2 separate regions of the Mus musculus genome follow, and region 2 is linked to region 1. The links are chromatin loops, found by intact Hi-C in ENCODE. Cell type or tissue: heart. All regions are shown on one strand.

Region 1 (8,000 bases):
GACCCTTTGTTTTTGGAACCCAGATTGATGGTGCCCGGGAGAGGCTGTCAGAGCAACAGTTTAAGAGGCTCGTGGACTACATTGCAAAAACATCTTGTCACCTGGCCCCCAGCTGCTCTTCTATGCAGACATGTTCTGTGGTAGCTGTGGAGCCTCCTCCTGCCACTGTTAAAACATACCATTATTTGGTGGACCCACATTTTGCTCAGGTCTTCATTAGTAAATTTACCATGGTAAAGAATAAAGCCCTGAGGAAAGGCTTCTCCTGAGTCCCCTTTAAGGGAGGTGTTTGGTTTTTGCTGTGCAAGACTGAATTCTAACATTCAACATGGACACAAGGCCAGCACTTTAGTTAAGGCCACACTAGTTTTGTAGGAATTTACATCTATGTTCTCCCTAAAGAAACAAACAAAAATTCCAGATGGGAGAACCAATGATCAGCAAAATCCTATAAATGTTGTGTTCTTACCATACACAGAAAACCTTTCTTCTCTATGCCACAATCAGAAGTTCTCACTGGAATTTTAATCTATTAGTGATCTGCATATAGTAAAATGTGGACAGGCCCTAGAAAACAGACCAAGAAATAAAACTCCACCACCTCTGTAATATTTAGAACTCTGCTGTTTCACTTTAATTTTTTACTTAACTACAATATCATTCTTTTAGTAAAAAACAATGTGAATTCCACTCAAAGTCTGTGTTCTACTGATTTCTAGTAAGACAGACTTTTAACTGCTCAGGTATATTTTGGAAAGTTTGTGTTTTACTAAGCTAAAGTAACACTTTGTGTCTACCGACAAGAACAGAACATATTGGTTATAAGTTTGTTTGCGGATGAGTTAAAGACTCCAGCCTTAAGGCTGACAGTGACTTCAGTCCAGATAGTTGCTCTGTTGAATTGATTTGATAAAGTCTGGAGCTATCCCTAGTATCTGTTAAGTATTATTTAACATCTAGGGAGGGCTTTGATGCATGACCTGGCATCACCACTACCTTCAGGAGTTAGTGACTCTCAGGGTCTCATTACCCACTGATGGTATTCATGCACAGGCCTGCAATCTGTTCCTTCCCTTCAACTGAAATGTGGCAGTAAGACAGGGCCACTGATTTCAAAGGACACTGACCTACAACCTCAGTCTGCTGAGCACACATCCCTACTACAGCACTAGTCCTGGAAAACAAGTCCTTGGTGAACAATTCAAACCAAATATGAAGATCATCTCTGCAATTGGTCTATTACACATTTAGGAAAAGAACATCTTTGTCAAACTCAAGAACAGTTATTTTTAAGAATGTAAATATGTACTGATTCTTGTATGGCTTATGGTAATTTTACATACTGCTGGAAATTATTATATACATAATAAAAGGTATTCCTGAATCACTGACCGTGGATAAAGGTGTGCTGTGAGTTTTTTCTGTGCAGGTTTTCATGGATACCCCATTTTAATAGAATTCACTCACTGAGTCTTTCTTAAACAAGTTAAACAGAACTACTGACCAAATTTGCATTTTCATTCTGTCCACTGGATACAGCAGTCCTAGAACTCTTAACCAGGATGCACACGGCCCTGCCACAAAATCTACATTCAGACTTTAAGTGACTATCAGACATTCCTCAATACTAGTTAAGTGTTTTTCTGGATTAGACACATATTCACATTCATTATACATATTGTTGGCTCATTAATAAAAATAATTTTTCTAATAGTACGTCAATTAACTTTCTTTCTGGTGACAACAGCAATACCAAAGACTGGCAGTGAAATCTAAGGACAGATTTTTATAGAATGGCATCTCTTGGGCTGGAGTGATAGCTCAGCCATTAAAGGCTAAGCTCACAACCAAAAATAATGAGTTGGCATCTAACCATGTATTCCAGGCTGCCCTGAAACTCACTCTACTGGCCTCCAGCTCAAGGTTCAGTAACATATCTACCTCTGCCTCCTGCAAAGGCTGATTTTAATGATAGGATTGGAACATCAAGACCAGAAGTACAGATGCTCATAGGTACTCCAGGACACCAAAGCCAGGACCAGATAATTATAGGAGTTGTCTTTATAATATTTATCTAGAATTATAAGAACATTAGGCGTCAGGTATTAAAGGCTCTGAATTATCATTAATAACCAAGCAAAGACTTACTGTCCATATAATTACTGTTTATTGAAAGAAACTATTCCTTAGCCCACACATATTCATGTTTCATAGTTCAGGAGCGCAGGTCAGCAATGAACTTCTTTGGAGCGCAATCCAAAGAATTCTATGGAGAGAAACACAATAGCTTTGTGAATGATAAACAATCTTTATTACTACCATCCATAAAGTCTAGTCCTACTAGACTGTAAACTTTCTAAAATGTAAAAACTACATCTCAATATAGTCAACTGCGGATGAATCTATTACTAACCTGCACTTGATGAAAAACTGAAAGCTTTTCCTTTAGAATCAGCAAAAAAAAAAAAAAAAAAAAAAAAAAAAAAAAAAAAAATGCCAATTCTTGCCAACATAGTATTAAAGTCCTAATCAGAAAAATCAGTTGAGAAAAAGAAAATACACCCAAAGGAAGTAAAATCTGTAGGTAATATTTTATAATGTAGAAAATTCTAATAATACACACAGAAACAGAAAGGTTAGAATGAGTTTTACAAAGTTATAGGGCATAAAATTGTAATACACTAAAGTAAAAATAAAACAATTCTATTTATAATTACTTTGAAACTAATAGAACACTTATGAATAGAATACTGAGCAAAGATATAAAGTGCTGCTGGAAGACTGCAATATTGCAATAGTAAGATGTCTATACACTCCAGAGCAATCTACAGATTAATGGAATCTTTATAAAAAACCCAACCATTTTTTGTAGAAAAAGAAAACCCGCTGGGCGTGGTGGCGCACGCCTCTAATCCCAGCACTCGGGAGGCAGAGACAGGCGGATTTCTGAGTTCGAGGCCAGCCTGGTCTACAGAGTGAGCTCCAGGACAGCCAGGGCTACACAGAGAAACCCTGTCTCGAAAAACAAAAAACAAAAAAAAAAGAAAAAGAAAACCCACTCTAAAATTCAGAGATTCTCAAAGGAGCTCAAATATCTCAACTGAGGGGGTTGGGGTGGAAGACTCATATATAATGAAACCTCTGTGGTACTGCCCTGATAAACAAACCAGGCTTGAGTGATGGTTCAGAATATGGATGCTTGCTATACAAGGATCCTAGTTCAAATCCCCAGCTCCCACATAAAGTCAGGCATGACAGTGCATTAAAACACCAGCATTGGGGGACCAGAACCAGGAGAATCTTAGGAGCTCACTGGCCAACCAACTAGTCAAGATGAAACAGCTTCTTGTTAGCAAAAGACTACCTCAATAGACTAATGCAAGAAGCAACAACAACAACAACAACAACAACAACAAAAAATCTGAGGGTCCTTCATTCAAAGGGGAAGGACAATTTTTAAAAAATATTTTTGGGACAACATATTATCTGTATACTAAAGAATGAAGCTGGATCTTGCCATTACACCATAAACAAAAATTATCTTAATACGGAGGACTTTTAGAGCAGTGGTGCTCAACCTTCCTAATGACGACCCTTCAATACAATTCCATCTACTGTAATGACTCCCAACCATAACACTACTTTCATTGCTTCTTCCTAACCATAATTTGGCTGCTGTTGTGAATTGTAAATACCTGGTATGTAGGTTCATCTGATATGAAACCCCTAAAAGGGTCATGACCCACAAGGTTGAAAAACACTGACTAAAGAGGTGCAGCTAAATTAAAGCATACACTTCATACAATCCCCAGCACCAGCAAAAAAGAAAGACTCAAAGACATAAAAAGCATTAAGACTCTTGAAAGAAAGTGTTTAAGATACTGGATTTGGCAGTGATTCTGGGATGGCCTGTTTGACAGAAATATAAGGGAACAACTCATCTAAAGTAAAATTTAAAAAATAGTCAGCAGAGTTGAATAAAAGAATCCCCAGGATGGAGAGCTGGCCAAGTGGCTAAAGCACAAAAATAACAATAAAATCCAGAGTTTGGATCCCCAAAATTTATATAAATGCCTGACAGACATGGTGGTTCATCTGCAATTGCAAGAGTAACCTGGTTAGCCAGCCTAGCCTCATGAGAGGGCTCTGGATTCAACTGAGATCCTGCCTCAATACTATAGAAAATACTAAAGGAAAGTACTCTTAATATTAACCTTGGACTTACGCACGCACACCCTACATACATATGAAAGGGGAAAATCCCCAGTATACCCAAAGAATATACAAAGTGGCCAATAAGTACATGCAACACTCGAAGCTACAAATCACTAGGAAGCGCAAATCAAAACCACCATAAAGTATCTCAACCCACTACCAAAAAACACACATACACTGGGAGTGAGTGTCGGGGAAAGCACCCTCACAGGGGCAGGGGGAAAAGGATGGGATAGGAGGTTTCCAGATGGGAGACCTGGAAAGGGGATAACATTTGAAATGTAAATAAATAAAATATCCACTAAAAGGGAAAAAACAAAGATAAAAAAATCTACACACACACACACACACATATATATACATGTATATACACATATATATGAGTACATGTATGTATGTATATAGAATAAGATGTAGTCGATTGTAGAATGCTTTCCAAGTATGCACAATACTCCAGGTTCAATTCCCAGAAACAACATACAATGGAGTATTTTCAGCCTTAAAAAAAGGAGGGAATTACTGACATGTAAAATGTACCCCCACCCAGCCCTTAAACAGGCTGAGCAGTTGACTGCTATCACCAGGAGATCATCGGGGGTGGAGCCTGCCACCCTATCCTTCTGCCACTCCCACTGCTACTACCGCCACCTAGCTGTTCCAGAGTACACACGTGGTCACCTACAGCTGGACTCTGAAGATGATTTGGCGGGAATGGGCCCCTCCCCCTTCCTTATAACCTCAGTTTCTGAATATTAAAATTGATCAGAATCTCTTGACTTAGCTCCATCAAGCCGCCTACATTCCCTCTTTTCTTCCAGATTTCAAGATGCTTTCCAGGCTCGAACCCGGACATGTGAGCCGCTGGCCGGCCTCAACAGTAAAACACTGTACTAACTGAAATAACTGACAAAGGGCCAGCAAGGCGACTAGATGGGTAAAAGCACTCACCGCCTTAATCTGCCAACCCAAGTTTGTTCCCTGGAACAAACCCATATAATGGGTGGAAAGAAAAGCAATTCCAAAGTTTTTCTGACATGTATCCCATGCATAGAAGGAGAAAAAGGGGAAGAAGAAAAGCAAATAATGTAGTTTAATTCATAAAAAGAACTACTTGTCAGTCTGGAAGAAAAGCATGGCGGCTCTTTCCTAGACAGTAGCAGTTTTATAAGAACTGTACAGTTAAGATAATTCACTAGTTAAACATTTCTTAGACACAACTAAAAAGTAACTGTAATTACCTTTGCATTCTGAAATCACTTGGCACTCTGAAAGATACCAGCCTTCCTCATCTCTTCGAAATCTTTCATGGAATCATAATTTCTGTAGAATTCTGCATACGCCTTCTTTCTTGGCTCAGCCACGCCAAACTAAAAGGTAGCATAGCCCGTTACAGAACTTTCTTTTCAGATTATTAGAAATGCATAAAAACAAAATAAACTAAGAAGATACTTGTACTCAGTCTTTACTGAGCCCTCTTATTTCCTAGACAAGGAGGGGGGACACCATGAAAGGAAGAGTCTTGTGGCAACTATACAGCAAAAAGCTCCCTACTACCCTAGAGACAGACAACCCTATTCTGGGGTAGGGTTGTAGTCCACATTTGTGTATGTGTTTGGTAGAAAGAGTGTTAAGTTGGGGCTGGAGAGATGGCTCAGTGGTTAAGAGCACTAACTCTTCTTCCAGAGGTCCTGAGTTCAATTCCCAGTAACCACATGGTGGCTCACAACCATCAGTAATGAGATCTGATGCCCTCTTCTGGTGTGTTTGAAGAGAACATAAGAAACCCTGCCGTCGTCGTCCCCCCCAAAAAGTTAAAGATAGTACAAAATAAACTAATAGCCTTCCTTCTAGCAAACCATAAATATTGCCAGTCGAAATGTTAACATGGTAACATATCCCGGCTCAACTTAAGCAGACTGTGAATTTTAAAGAAGTTTAAAGCAAATTTAAAAGATATAAGAAAATGCCAGAAAGTTATAGGGAATTTACACTTAAACAAGAACTGAGTCATTTTGCAAATTAGGGAATGGAATCCAAAATGATGGCTGATTACTTGAAAGGAAGGCCTTTATTAATAAAACTGCTAACACAAAGAAAAAGATCAGGAAGAGCTATGTTCATGTGGCTGTGTCTTACATACAGAATGGTCAGCACAGAGGGAAGGAATGGTATTTGAGAGACCAGGTGGAGTTAAAGCAATAGATCAAAGGTTAAGCAATAGCCACAGCTACGGCTGGCATTTGGTGATCCAAATCCACGTCTGGAATATAAAACACGGTTTAGCTCATCTTCCCAGGTTCACTCATCGTGCACAGAACACAGTACACCTGTGCGTACTAGTCCACAGGTGAGGGGCTACAGAAATGCACAGAATCCTGCTATCTAATGAAGCAACACAGAAGTAAATTTACTGTTCCTCCTCCTTTTCAAATCCCAATGTCATCCAATAAAAGAACCAAAGGGAGGTTCCTCAGTGCCACTCTCTAAAGTCTGTTGAAGCCCACACTATATATAATAGTTAAGTTAGCATCTACATGACAGGGCTAAATGATGTTCAGACAGCTAGAGTTTTATGAGGCTGGTTTTGGAAGAAACTTGGCCAACAGTGATCCACTTCAGAGTGTAAACAGGTCACCCAATGCATAAAAGGACCAAATAAAAAAAGGTTAACCCCAAGACACATTTTCAATCTTCTTGAGCTAGGTACACCCATCTTCTTTTCCCAACAGACACCAAACCTCCTAGACTTCCAACCCTGGGACTTGTACCAGGACACTGGGATAAGCAGTTAAAACTGCTAACACTTTCCCCTCAAGGCTTCTGTATTGGGTAGTATACCAACATTCCCTTGGTGCTCAGATCTCCAGACTTAGAGTAAATTATAACATCAGATTTCTTGGTTGTCAGCTTTACCTTGATACCTGGGAAGAGGGAACCTGTAATGACTGTGGCGCATTTTCATTTGAAGATAGGGTTTCTGTTACGTTGAAGCCTTTGGAAGGTAAATGAGGGAAATATCTTGAAGATAGAGTTTCTTTTTTAAACAGCTCTTAACTAGGTTTAAAAAATAATGTTTTAAACGAACAGCTTGTGACCTAAAGCACATACCTTATAGGCAGCGGCAACTCCCAGGGCCACAATGAATGCGCCAGCAATATGAACCCGCAGACGCTTGGCCAGAAGACCACGCATCTGTGGTTTGGGCAACAGCGCACCGGAACTCATGGTAGCCAATGTCCTTTGCGAGTAAAACAAGGAGGGGAAAAAAAAAAGGCTTGTAACAGGTTAAGTGATTGAATGAACTCTACATGCACAACGTAGTTTAGTATCTACAATCGCGGCCTAACCCCTCCTGCAAGGTCAATGACTTTGGCAACTTCATCTTTGCCCGCTCCTCTCCTACGCATTTCCACTACCCGCAACAAGGCGGTAACCAGCAACAAACCGATGAGCAAAAACCATGACAAAAGTGTCCCCCATCCACAGAAAGGCAGATGCGACCTAGCTGTTGCCTTTTCAGAATTCACCCTTAGGAAGAAAAGCCTTCGGGGAGAACTCAGGTCACTGAAGCTGTGGGACTAGAGCCCAGCAAGCGCCCCGAGGGCCGGTGGAGCAGGCGCGACAGATCGGGGACCCTCCAGCTTCCCAATTCTACTCCCACACCAGGCCGACCACCGGGGCCCCTCGGTGCCTGAGTCCCCTCCAAGGTCGCACCCCTTATCCAACTGGAGCACCAGCCCCCGCAGGTCAAACGACCCAATCAAGGTCAACCTGGCCGCGGCAAA
Region 2 (8,000 bases), 85 kb after region 1:
TTCCCTCCACCCTTCTGTGATTTCTCCATTGAATTCCCATCAAGAACGGAAGTAGAGGACACAGCTGTGCCATCCTGACATAGAGATCACCATGCCTGCTGAGACAACCATCTTTACGTGTGGCTTGCTGGGCTGCATATGTCCTCCTCTGTCCTTTACTCTGGGATGTGAGTGTTACAATTCTCTCCATTTACTGACAAAATGAGACTAAGAGGAAATGACCGTTTTGCTGAGAGGACAGATCTGGGGGGAGAGGGAGGGCATTAGCTGCTCTCTGGACAACCCAAATCCAGTTCTCAGCACCCAGGTAGGCAGCTCAGAATAGACTATAACTCTAACCGCAGGGACTCTACACCTTCTAGTCATCATGGGGACCTACATGTATGTGACACATGTATAGACATACATAGAAAAATTAAAAATAGTAATAAAAAGAAAACAACCAATGGAATAGAGCTAATGATAGGGCTAGGATGAAAAGCCAGGAAGTCCCATGAGGATGCTCCTCACCATACTGTGCTGTGTGCTCCCGAATGAGCAAATACCTTTCAATCATATGGTTGAATAGTTTTTCATACATACATGCCAGCTAATTATCTTACATGCTTAAGTCATATAGATACATACTACTACCATCAGCTGATAAGTGAAATTGGCATTCCAGGTTGGGAGCCATGCCCATAGAGATGCCTCTCAGGAATAGAGCAGGAGCTGCCGCTCTGGCATCTGCATGTGCTTGTACAGGTACCATACACATGCATATGCATCTCTCTGTCTCTGTCTCTGCCTTTCTTTGTCTGTCTCTGCCTTTCTTTGTCTCTGTCTGTCTGTCTGTCTATCTGTCTGTTTCTCTCTCTCTCTCTCTCTCTCTCTCTCACACACACACACACACACCCACACACACACACACACACACACACACACACACACACACACACACAAAACACACACACAGGAGAAGTAGGATCACTCCAGCAAATGGAAGCTGCTGGTGTTGTCTAGAGGTGTCAACAAAAGCCTTCCTGAAGAACCTATCTGACATCACTTCTGGGAAATTCAGAACAGCCGGGTTGCTGTGAAGGAAGGCTTTGCAGTTACTTCCTTAGCGTCTCTGCACACTTCCCCAGCCCACATTCTTCTATCAGCCATGCAAACCACCTTTCTTTTCGAAGTGTGCTTGCGGCGGATGGGATGGGCTTGCTCTTACCTTTCCCGCCTTGTCCTCTTCTGTGTCTGACGCTTTCCTTTTCTGCTTATGTTCCTGTCTTCTCTCTAAAACACTCATGATTTTCTCGTCAGTTAAATTCTTCCTAAACTCACAAAACTGTGGCCAAAACTTAAACAGAACCCCAAAAATTGTCATCTGTATATATAAAAAAAAGTATGTCTCAGAATATGATTTTCTACAGATGTACTGATTTAACTCTAGTATACCACAATAGAGGATTAGCTTCTCTATCCTTAATCTACACCGGGTCTCCCTCCCACACCTTGTCTGAGACTTCACAGCACAGAGAGCTCAGCACGTGCTTATCAGCAGGGTTTTTAGCTACCAGTGGAAAGTCCTTTAAAACACTCACAGAGTACACTTAAAAGTGCCTTTAGTCTTTATGTGTCTCTAACCAACTGGTCAAATTAGTAAAGACTCCATTAGGTCTTCTGAAATAAGAAATTGATGTTCTTTTTTTAAACTACCCCAGTTGGTCAGCCACTCTCTGCAGTGTTGTGCAAGTATTTCAAGTATTCAGTTCATCAAAGGAAACAAAGCGTTCCCCCCCCTACTCCCCGCACCCTCCCTGTCTTTTAGAAAAAGGAAATTCCATTTTGCCTCTGGAAAGCTCTTAAACAAAGCTGTGGATCTAAGAATAAATCCTGAGTAACTTTTAAATGACGTAATCTCTCTTTCGTGTAAGAGGGAGAAAAAGTAACATTTAAAAAGCAAACCGGCATGCTAGACCAAGCCTCTCTAAGAGGACACCACACATTAAATCATTAATTATGATATTTATAGAGATAAGAGTAGCTGTTGTAATTCCTGTGCTGAAGTTTTACATTAGCTCCACAGGCATATATTATTTCTAAGATAGGACTCTCCACATCAAATCAAGTCCAACATCTTATGGCTAAGAGTAGCTATTACTTAATGCCTTGAAGAAAAACGAGCCGTCCCATTAGGCTCCAAGCCAACTCTTAGAGTAAAAGAGGAAATTATTTTCAAAGTAAATGTTTGAATCCTGAATTAGCAAAAGTCACTACTCATCTCTTCTAGGCATAAATATAGTTACTTGCTAAAATTATTCATTCCCTTTGAAGTACAATCTTGTTATTGAATTCTGTAGCTTCCTTGGAAGCATGGATATAAAATTTGGAGAGCCATGTCAAAGGATGCCTTAGTAGACAAAGCATTAAACGGATTCTAAATGACATCATTACACCCATGGCTCATTGCAGCTCTCGCAACTCCACATCAGAGAGGCTTCTAATTGCAACAGATGGTGCTCAACACAGAGCCTCACAACTGTCCAAGGTGCAGAGAGGAAGAAATTATGAAATGCTCTATGAAACTAAATGGAGCATACATACCACACCCCCTCCTACAAAGGCTCGGGAATCGTTTGCAGAAGAGGGAGGGGAGGGGATGTAAGAGCCACAGGCACTGGATTATTGCAAGGATACTGTCTTCCAGACAGAGCAGAGCAGTGGTGACAGCACGCACAATGTCCGTGCAAGCCCAAGCCAGACAAAATTCAGGCATGGAGATGGGAGTCGGACACACAGTCCCATCCCTAAAGGTGGAGCTACTGGCAACTGTTAGCACTGGGAGAGGGAGGGAGGAAGAGCCTAAGAAGGTAGCCCCTGATAGGTTGGTCATACTTCGGCAGAAAGCTACGCATCTAAGATTATTTGGGTAGCACAAATTTGGTCTTGATGGGTGAAATAAAAAAAAAAAAAAAGGAAAAAAGAAGAAAAGGCACAAAGATGGGTGGGTAGGCTGGATCTGAAAAGAGTTAAGCGGGCCTGTGTACAAGACAAAAGCACATTGTGTGAAACTCTTGAATATCAATTGATAGAGGATTAGATATTAGATAGATAGATAGGTAGATAGATGACAGATAGATAGATGATAGATACAATGTATACCATAAGTCTCTTCAACTTGAATGCCTGTCTTCTTTTAGTTGGCATCTATTAACCCTATTTCTCAGTTATCTCTGTAAAACTCGAGGCATTCTCAGCTTAAAAATGTGCATGCCATACATCAGCCTTTCTTCTAAACGTTACCTTATCAGGACCCATGTTTTCAATGGAAGGTATGAAAATGTTATAATCCCCCAAGTAGCAATTGAGATTTGAGTCTAATATTAAATTAATATACATTCTTCTGTACCTATAGAATCTTAAAAGACAACCAATTTCTAAGAAAAAAAAACCTAATGTATAGGATATCCCAGGATTCAGGTGATAGCGCCATTTTCTATCTGGGGGTCTGTCTGAGGTAGGTTCCAGCTGGAGAGCACATGAACACAGAAGCAATAGAGCTTCTTGGACAGGGTTCCTTCAGGCCTTCACCCTAAGCCAGGAGGTGGAGCTGACCCTCAGTCCTCTGTGCACCTTCCCTGCCAGAGGAGAGTTGGCCTCCAGGGAGTGCTCTGGCCCCCTGGATTCAGGAGTGAGCTGGTCTTCCATGAGTACTAACAGAGGCAAATAGACACACAGGAGGAACAAGCTCCAGCCAGAGACAGCTGGAAAATATAACACCAGAGATTACCAGATGGCAAAAGACAAACATAAAAATCTTTCCAATAGAAACCAAGACCACTCGGCATCATCAGAACCTAGTACTCTCACCACAGCGAGTCCTGGATACCCAAACACACTGGAAAAGCATAATTCAGATTTAAAATCATATCTCATGTTAGGAGAGGATTTTAAGAAGGGCATTAATAACTCACTTAAAGAAATACAGAAGAACACTGCTAAACAGGTAGAAGTCCTTAAAGAGGAAACACAAAAATCCCTTAAAAATTACAGGAAAACACATCCAAACAGGTGAAGAAATTGAACAAAACCATGCAAGATATAAAAATGGAAGTAGAAACAATAAAGAAAACACAAGGGAAACAACACTGGAGATAGAAATACTAAGAAAGAAAACATAAGCCAGAAACTTGAGCATCAGCAACAGAATACAAGAGATGGAAGAGAGAATCTCAGGTGCAGAAGATTCCATAGAGTACATGGACACAATAATCAAAGAAAATGCAAAATGCAAAAGGATCCTAACTCAAAACATCCAGGAAATCCAAGACAAAATGAGAAGACCAAACCTAAGGATAATAGGCATAGATGAGAATGAAGATTTTCAACTTAAAGGGCCAGAAAATATATTCAACAAAATCATAGTGGAAAACTTCCCTACCCTAAAGAAAGAGATGCCCATAAACATACAAGAAACCTACAGAACTCCAAATAGGATGGGCCAGAAAAGAAATTCCTCCTTACATACAATAATGGGAACAACAAATGTACTAAATAAAGATAAAATATTAAAAGCAGTAAGGGGAAAAGGTCAAGTAACATATAAAGGCAGGCCTATTAGAATTACACCTGACTTTTCATCAGAGACTATGAAGGCCAGAAGATCCTGGACAGATGTTATACAGACCCTAAGAGAACACAAATGCCAGCAAAACTCTCAATTACCATAGATGGAGAAACCAAAGCATTCCATGACAAAACCAAATTCACACAATATCTTTCCACAAATCCAGCCCTTCAAAGGATAATTAAGGGAAAACTCCAACACAAGGAGGGAAACTACACCCTAGAAAAATCAAGAAAGTAATCTTTCAACAAACCTAAAAGAAGATAGCCACAAGAACAGAATTCCAACTCTAACAACAAAAATAACAGGAAGCAACAAGGACTTTTCCTTAATATCTCTTAATATCAATGGACTCAACTCCCCAATAAAAAAACGTAGACTCACAGACTGGCTACATAAACAGGACTCAATATTTTTCTGCATACAGGAAACCCACCTCAGGAACAAAGACATATATTACCTCAGAGTAAAAGGCTGAAAAACAATTTTCCAAGCAAATGGTCCCAAGAAACAAGCTGGAGTACCGATTCTAATATCCAATAAAATCGACTTTCAACCCAAAGTTATCAAAAAAGACAAGGAGGGGCACTTCATACCAATCAAAGGTAAAATCTATCAAGATGAACTCTCAATTCTGAAAATCTATGAACCAAATGCAAGGGCATCCACATTCATTAAAGAAACGAAGGAAAGCTCAAAACACAAATTGCATGACACACAATAATAGTGGGAGACTTTAACACCCCACTCACATCCTGGAAACAGAAACTAAACAGAGACACAGAGAAACTAACAGAAGTTATGAAATAAATTGATTTAACAGATATCTATAGAACATTACATTCTAAAAAAAAAAAAGATTTGCCTTCTTCTTAGCACCTCATGGTACCTTCTCCAAATTGGTCAGAAAACAGGCCTTAATAGATACAAAAATGTTGAAATAATCCCATGCACCCTATCAGGTCACCACAGACTAAGGCTGGTCTTCAATAACAACATAAATAATAGAAAGTGAACATACACGTAGAAGCTGAACAACACTCTACTCAATGATAACTTGGTCCAGGAAGAAAGAAAGAAAGAAATTAAAGACTTTTTAGAGTTTAATGAAAATGAATCCACAACATACTCAAACTTATGGGCACAATGAAAGCAGTCCTAAGAGGAAAACTCATAGCTCTGAGTGCCTCCAAAAAGAAGCTGGAGCAAGCATACACTAGCAGCTTGATAGCACACCTGTAAGCTCTAGAACAAAAGGAAGCAAATACACCCAAGAGGAATAGAAGGGAGGGAATAATCGAACTCAGGGCTGAGATCAACCATGTGAAAACAAAAACAACTATATAAAGAATCAACCAAATCAGGAGCTGGTTCTTTGAGAGAATCAACAAGATAGATAAACCCCTAGCTAGACTAACTAGAGGTCACAGGGACAGTATCCTAATTAACAAAATCAGAAATGAAAAGGGAGACATAACAACAGAATATGAGGAAATTCAAAACATCATCAGATCTTACTACAAAAGCCTATATTCAACAAAACTGGAAAACCTGGATGAAATGGAAAATTTTCTAGATATATACCAGGTACCAAAGTTAAATCAGGATCAGATTAATTACCTAAACAATCCTATATCCCCTAAAAAAATAGAAACAGTCATTAATAGTCTCCCAACCAAAAAAAGCCCAGGGCCAGATGGGTTTAGTGCAGAGTTCTATCAGACCTTCAAAGAGGACATAATTCCAATTCTTCTCAAACTAATCCACAAAATAGAAACAGAAGGTACTTTACCCAATTCATTCCATGAAGCCACAATTATTCTGATACCTAAACACCACACACACACACACACACACAAAACAACAAAGAAAGAGAACTTCAGACCAATTTTCCTTTTGAATATCGATGCAAAAATACTCAATAAAATCCTCTCAAACTGAACCCAAGAACACATTAAAATGATCATCCATAATGATCAAGTAGGCTTCATCCCAGGGATGGAGGGATGGTTTAATATACAGAAATCCATCAACATAATCCACTATATAAATAAACTCAAAGACAAAAACCATATGATCATCTCATTAGATGCCGAGAAAGCATTCGACAAATCCACCATCCATTCATAATAAAAGTCTTGGAAAGATCAGCAATTCAAGGCCCATTCCTAAACATATTAAAAACAATATACAGCAAACTAGTAGTCAACATCAAACTAAATGGTGAGAAACTTGAAGCAATCCCACTAAAATCAGGGACTAGACAAGGCTGTCACTCTCTCCCTACCTACTCAATATAATACTTGAAGTTCTAGTCAGAGCAACTAGACAACAAAAGGAGATCAAAGGGATACAAATTGGAAAGGAAGAAGTGAAAATATCACCATTTGTAGATGATATGATAGTATATATAAGTGACCCTAAAAATTCCACCAGAGAACTCCTAAACCTGATAAACAGCTTCTGTGCAGTAGCTGGATATAAAGTTAACTCAAACAAATCAGTGGCCTTTCTCTGCACAAAGGATAAACAGGCTGAGAAAGAAATTAGGGAAACAACACCCTTCTCAATAGTCACAAATAATATAAAATACCTTGGTGTGACTCTAACTAAAGAAGTGAAAGATCTGTATGATAAGAACTTCAAGTCTCTGAAGAAAGAAACTGAAGATCTCAGAAGATGGAAAGATCTCCCATGCTCATGGATTGGCAGGATTAATATAGTCAAAATGGCTATCTTGTCAAAAGCAATCTACAGACTCAATGCAATCCCCATCAAAATTCCAACTCAATTCTTCACAGAGTTAGAAAGGGCAATTTGTAAATTCATCTGGAATAACAAAAATCCTAGGATAGCAAAAACTATTCTCAACAATAAAAGAACCTCTGGGAGAATCACCATGCTTGACCTCAAGCTGTACTACAGAGCAATTGTGATAAAAACTGCATGGTACTGGTATAGTTACAGACATGTAGATCAATGTAACAGAATTGAAGACCCATAAATGAACCCACACACCTATGGTCACTTGATCTTTGACAAATAAGCTAAAACCATCCAGTGGAAAAAAGAAAGCATGTTCAGCAAATGGTGCTGGCACAGCTGTAGGTTATCCTGTAGAAGAATGCGAATTGATCCATTCTTATCTCCTTGTACAAAGCTCAAGTCTAAGTGGATCAAGGAACTCCACATAAAACCAGAGACACTGAAACTTATAGAGGAGAAAGTAGGGAACAGAAGAGGAATGGCTTGTGCTGTAAGATGAAGAATCCACAAATGGGATGTCATAAAATTGCAAAGCTTCTGTAAGGCAAAGGACACTGTCAATAAGAGAAAATATCTTTACCAATCCTAAATCAGATAGGGGACTAATATCCAATATATATAAAGAACT

Evidence for each region. Hi-C counts contacts between places; a loop is a spot of excess contacts. Peaks named below come from ENCODE experiments on the same cell type or tissue, not always from the same donor. Only the 100,000 strongest peaks of a DNase experiment are listed, where the experiment ranks them.
Region 2: it touches region 1 in a loop (2.1-fold over the local background); 4 of 42 quality-filtered maps call a loop at or near these places.

What each region holds. Positions count from the first base shown.
Region 1 is chr15:35,929,832-35,937,831 of GRCm38, forward strand. It overlaps Vps13b (vacuolar protein sorting 13B), which reads left to right. Exons shown (of 62, transcript NM_177151.4): 62 at 24-1,398. The coding sequence ends at 269. Cox6c (cytochrome c oxidase subunit 6C) reads right to left here. Exons shown (of 4, transcript NM_053071.2): 2 at 7,324-7,453; 3 at 5,454-5,582; 4 at 2,145-2,266. The coding sequence starts at 7,440. The coding sequence ends at 5,469. Among named protein-coding and RNA genes, the nearest start is that of Cox6c, 4.4 kb to the right of the region's middle. In heart, a CTCF peak has its summit at 4,877; no DNase peak of the experiment used is centred here; H3K4me3 peaks cover 1,475 bases; H3K27ac peaks cover 658 bases.
Region 2 is chr15:36,014,407-36,022,406 of GRCm38, forward strand. It overlaps Rgs22 (regulator of G-protein signalling 22), which reads right to left. Exons shown (of 28, transcript NM_001195748.1): 23 at 1,208-1,363. Among named protein-coding and RNA genes, the nearest start is that of Cox6c, 80 kb to the left of the region's middle. In heart, no CTCF peak of the experiment used is centred here; no DNase peak of the experiment used is centred here; H3K27ac peaks cover 1,523 bases.